Regions from separate parts of the Homo sapiens genome. Here region 2 is linked to region 1. Evidence: chromatin loops called from intact Hi-C (ENCODE). Cell type or tissue: K562. All regions are shown on one strand. Each heading gives the region's core, and the rest is flanking DNA. Links, peaks and the distances in the headings are about the cores only.

Evidence for each region. Peaks named below come from ENCODE experiments on the same cell type or tissue, not always from the same donor. Only the 100,000 strongest peaks of a DNase experiment are listed, where the experiment ranks them.
Region 2: a loop joins it to region 1, with 5 times the contacts of the local background. A loop is called at or near these places in 75 of 110 quality-filtered maps.

What each region holds. Positions count from the first base shown.
Region 1 is chr3:31,130,670-31,133,599 of GRCh38, forward strand. No RefSeq gene overlaps it. Among named protein-coding and RNA genes, the nearest start is that of MIR466, 30 kb to the right of the region's middle. In K562, for the core only: a CTCF peak has its summit at 1,678 (motif pointing left); no DNase peak of the experiment used is centred there.
Region 2 is chr3:30,778,476-30,781,405 of GRCh38, forward strand. All of the region lies in intron 13 of GADL1 (glutamate decarboxylase like 1), which reads right to left. Among named protein-coding and RNA genes, the nearest start is that of GADL1, 110 kb to the right of the region's middle. In K562, for the core only: a CTCF peak has its summit at 1,409 (motif pointing right); no DNase peak of the experiment used is centred there.

The DNA.
Region 1 (2,930 bases), core at 314-2,813:
AGGGAAATGAGGCCCAGCCTTTGGCATTGTCGCATCTATATTTAGCAGCCTGAATTTGCCTCATTGAGGTCTCGATGTGCACTTTACAAAGTGTCTTGGTACTGCTCACAATAGAGAAGTATCAAACCAAGAATATTCCTTTCAGCCACAGGGCCCTGCTTTCCACTGGACATGGCATATTCCCATGGCATGCCTTCATTTTTGCTCTGTGTGTGCATTTTTACCCTTTTCTTCCCTCTAATACTCTCCCTTATGTAGTTTTTTAAGGCAGGCTCTTTGGATCACTTAATTCTGTTCCAAAACTTGCCTCTGTCCTGCCGACAACTCCAAACTTTTCCCATTAAATTCCTGTTGGTTAAACACTTTTCTTGTCAAGTCCTCACTAAAAGATTTCAAATCCAGCTGAAAGAATTCCTTTGACTGCATAGAGAACTACTTCCTTCCCTGATACAACATGGGTCCAACGGCAATAGCCAGTGCCTATTTTAGGTGGGCTGCAGACCTTGAAACTTTCCAAATGTAAAATGTACCTAGATACAAGGATTTCTATGTATTACTAGAAAAAGTATGCCCTAGTAATACCCTTTGTTCTTTGCAGCATGACACCTAAATTACTTTATTCCAGCATAGTGCCTGACACATAAAATATGTTCAATATATGATGCAGAAGGAAAGAGAAAGAAAAACAGTAAGAAAGGGTGGAAGGGCAACATGAGACTAAGTATCTCTTTGTAGTCCAGAAGTCTCTTTTGCTTTTTTCAAAATTAACTTCTTTGGCAAAATATTCTGTAAAATAATTATTCTAAAATCAAAAAGAAAACCCACATATTACAGCCTCTTCTTGGATATTTGCACATGACACTATTAAAAGTGCTGGGAAGTCCTGCATCAGAGAAACATGTTTGATTCTGTTTCTTCCAGAGTATTCCATGGAATTCTCCTCTATGAATCCTTTTATTATAATCTATTCACATCCTACAGGACCAGTGTCTGTCAGAGGACACTTTGGCAAATGTAGCTTTAACTCAACTAGATATGATTTAGAGACTGCCAATGTAAACTGTTCCCTGCAAAGAGCTTCTGAAACCATAATTATCAACTACATAAATGCCTCTGAGCCTGCACCAGGATCATCCTGATTAAAATACTTGCTCATATGAAGTTAAGAGCATATGAACTATTATACTATAAATTTTGTGCATCCTAAATATACCCTGAGCCTTTGTTGGGAGGATGCTGTTGAGGATGCTGGCAGCTAAAGTCATGCCAGGCAGTATGGTTACAGTCAATGGGTGTGTAATGTTCCATTCTGGGGGTCATTAAAAATGAACCACATGATTGAGAGACACATTTATTTTTGTATCGTATGATCCTGGCATTCAGTTCCATTCTGCGTCATGAATTTAACACAGCCAAACAAAGCATTGATTACTCCCTTCAAATTCAGTTGGAGCCTGCCATGTTTAATGAGAGGGAAGCAAGAGATTATTGAGACCACAGTTTGCCAATGTCAGTTAGCCAATGATAAAGGCAATCTGAGCCTATATTACACAAAAAAGAATGGAAAGTTGGCCTGCTTGTGGTGTCCCTCATGCCACTGGGAGGGAGGCAAGTATATGACTTCTCAGATTTTTTTTTTTGTCACCAGATGAATAGTCTACCTGTTACCTCAGTGTGAGGATGGACTGACATCTAGTGGATAACCAGGTGATTGATATTTTTGTTATAAATTGCACTGTAGAAATGAGTAAGCTGCATAACAACGGTACTTGAGAAGGTAGAGTTTAAATAAAATTTGAATTATAAATATAGACTTTTTCCTCATGGTTGAGACCAGTTAATTAAATTTGTATTTAAAGTTAATATTATATTTTGAAGATGTTTCCCATTAACAATACTGTCCCATTGTCTTATGAAATAGTGGTCCATAATTAGACACCTACCAAAATTAACAACTATATATGTAAAGACAAATAACATAATGCCAGAAACACCCAAAAGATGGCATGGAAGGATTTTTATTTTATACATTTTTGGAAAAGAAAAATGTCTATTTCTCAAACACACATGCGTCAGTAGATTGTAGCCACCTGCCAGTAAGGAATTTAAGAATTTTAAGAAATTTGGCTAATAATTTACAAAGCTGAGTACAGTTGTCTCATGTGCTACTCTGATGGGGGAGAGAAGGGCAAAAGATAAGGTTTATGTGTCCAGTTTCCCTTGTATCATTGGTCAAGAGCATCTGTGATATTGATCTTACTTTTCTGGTTTATTGAATGATACCTTGTAGGAAGTAATTAGTGTTAAGATGTGAGGAGAAAAAGAGACAACATCTGTCTCTTCAATTCTTGAAGTGTGAACCAACTGAGAAATAAATTAAAGAAGTAAATTAGACAAAGATTTAAAAATACAAGTTTTATGCTTGGTAAAGCAGATTGAAGAATGCTGTTCAAACTCTGCCCAACATAGATCTTTCTAATACTGCCTTTTCCTCCTGGATTAAATGTATTCTGAAATAATTACAGTGCTTCTGTCCAGTTCTTATCTAGTGTCTATGTTCTCCAGAATTGTATGAATTTCTAACAACCTCTATATTTATCCTTCTCTAATATACAGTGGTAAAACATTATCAAAAACTTGGAAATAAGGTAAAGGGAAAGTAGGGTGTTTTCTCAATGCCATACTAGAATTTTGCTGAATAGGCCTACACAAAGGATTGTTTAATTTTCTAGGAGAATGTATCTGTTTTTGACTTACTACACATATGTTAATTTGTAGAATTTTGTACTGAAAGATTGAATATACAAATAGAAAGTTGCCAGACCATATATAAAAATAGACCTCTGATCCATAGCCTGCAAAAATCATCCCCGGAAACCAACCCATAATCTATAGGAAGCCAGCCTACTTCTGACTTATAGCCAGCCTGA
Region 2 (2,930 bases), core at 147-2,646, 350 kb before region 1:
TTCTCTTTCATCTTAAATGTGCAAAGATCAGGAAAAAACAGTAAAGTTTGAAGCTGACTCAACCCAGCTCTGATCGTCAGTTAGTGCCTGCTTACATACATGCTCAGAGATGCCCTGGATCCTCTCTCTCCAACACTGATCCTTAAGTTATTTGCTATACCATCATAGGCTTCCAATAATTCTTCTTAAGGCAGCCAAAGTTGGCCCCTACACCTGGCAAATGCAAAAGCTTTGATTACCTGTGAGATGATAACAGCGTGACCTGCTTGGGCTTCACTAACCAGCACTACTATGACCCTAGCCAATACTGCTTTTGAAAAAAGAACATCACCTTGACTCCCGGCTCTCGAATATCAGTAAAAGTGCGAATTAGCTAGGGGACCTATTCAAAATGTAGATTCTCATAGGAACTCAGGTTCCTATGTTCAAAATGTCCAATGTCTAAGTCCATCCTAGAAAAGGCTAAAGAATTGGCATTTTATGAAGCATGTCAAGTGATTCTGAAGCGGGCAGTTTATGTTCTATCAGAAACTCTCATCTACACTAAGTAATCATAACCCAGTTATCTTCCCTGCCAGTCTGTTTTTCTATCAGACATGACTTGCTTAAACATGGGACTGTATTGTAACAGGCTTTAGCCCAGCCTTTGTCACGCAGACAAGGCTTTGTCCTCACTGGACAAAAACATAGGAAATGCGATGACTACTCAATGACTAGGAGATCTGGGACATTATGTTGGGGGTTCACAAATTAGACATATAGAATTGTATTCAGGAAAGATTGTGTCATATGCATCTTCCTCATTTGATGCTTCACACTGACAATATTTGAACTGATTTTCATTTTCTGCCATAAACAGTTTGTAATAACCAATGTTGCAACAGTTCTCAATAACTGTCAGAATTATGCTCCAGTATATAAAGTTTCAAAGCATTTCATCAAGAGGAAAGACCCATCATCTCATATCTTAATAAAAAGTAGTTTAAAATGAAACACTGTAATTCAACTCAATTTTCACAAACATCTATTGAGACTACAGTCATTCTTACAAATCTACACAATTTATACCTGGATCTCTGAAGTATTGAAAGTAATGGCAAAAACCACAATGACTTTTGCAGCAACCTAATATAATAGATTTATCTAGGATAGACTGTACTGAACTCCCAAATTCTTTGAGCATTTAATGTGAACACATTTTTCAAATGAAGTAACTATACCTGACTAGAAAGTAGAAGAAAAATATAGTAATTATCTGTCACTAGATTGTGTTATGTCAGTTATCAATTTATTGCCTCTCAGCCAGAAATCTACCCTTTTTGAGTGTCCTAAAATAATGTAGGTGGACTCTGCAGATATTTCTCCCATGACATGTGGTCCAATCTTAGACTTTGTCAGCAGAGGGTGCTGGAGAGACACTGGAGAAGGAAGGAATGCTTTCCTGGTGTGGTGTGCTCACTTTCATGGGTCTCCTACAGAATCTGTGGTTCATTTCAGCAGTACTGGTGACCAGAAACATAAGTACACCCCCACCCATCTACCCCAGTAGCTTCCCCCAGTACACCCCTTTCAGGTGGCATCACGTGGCATCACAGCAGACAGGCAGCAAGTGGAGAGCCCATAAATGGCTTTTCCTGGCATACTCCCCTCAGGTGGTTTCAAAGGAGAGAGATGCCAGCTAGGCACCTTGCCTTGGATGACTTCTCTGGCACTCCTTCTAGGTAGCTTGCAGTGATTTCCAAGTTGTGGCATGGCCCCTGTAGATGGCTTCCCTCAGCTCAGCACTCCAGACTAGATTTCTAGTGAGTACCACCAATGTAACATCTCAGTAAACTTTTCTGCTATCCCATGAGCCAAGGTCATACTCTCTCTGAAGAGGTCTAGACCTCAGTCCTGGGAAGGGATGGACTCTCCCTTGGGCGCTCTATCTCAGTGCCAGGTGTGGTGGCTGCTCTCTATATCAGCTACTCCTGTTCATTTTTAGGTTTTTCATTCTCTATGAGGCAATCCTCCATTACTCCAATCCCTTGCTAATAATTATTGATATTACACTTTCCCACTTTACCATGCAGTTCTTGTCTTCTGAGTGGACTCTAATATGTCACCAAATTTGTTATTCCCTTTCATTTGCATAGGAACATTACAAAACAGTTTACGATGTTTTATCTATTATGGGTTCTATATTTTACAAGTTAGGACTTAGATCTGATTCCTTTTGCCCAAACAGAAACTTACTAAAAAATGCAAAAGGTCTATCACTAAGCACTTTTAGAATGGAATGGCTTCAGTGCTACAACATTTGAAAGCTTATAAAGCCCTTCTGACACTTCACTTCATTGGAAGAAATTTGATGTTTCATTTGGAATATCTTTGCTTTGGTCATTTCCAAAATTAAGAGTTGAAAAAGTCTTTGAATTTTTGCAAAAATATATTTGACTTTTTCCTGTCTCTGCCTCTGTAGCTTGTATTTTACATAATTCTTAAAGAGACTTCAAAGCACTAATGAGTATTTTCAGAGTAAATCATTTGTATACCCCTTAATTTTAATTGCCTACATATGTGAAAGTCTGACTTCTTGGGTGTCCTGAGAACACATTTAGTCTATGTTCTAAAATCCACAAAATTAGGAAGGTATTTACAGGAGTCCAAGTATCTAGTGAAGGGTACAAAAACTCTGGAGCAGCAAGTGCATTGTCATAATCTTTAAAAAATTCATGATAAAGGAGTAATGTGCCATTAAAGAATGAATACATTCTATACCGGTTTTCAAACAAAAAACATTCTAAAGTTCTTTATCAATTTCAGGAAGAATTATTTAGCAAATTTTGAGACCATTTGGGAAAGAAATTAGTGGTCACTAAGGTAGCAGCTCACGTTCTCTAAAACTGAGTTATGTCAAAAGAAATTCATCTCCTTTGCTTTACAATGTC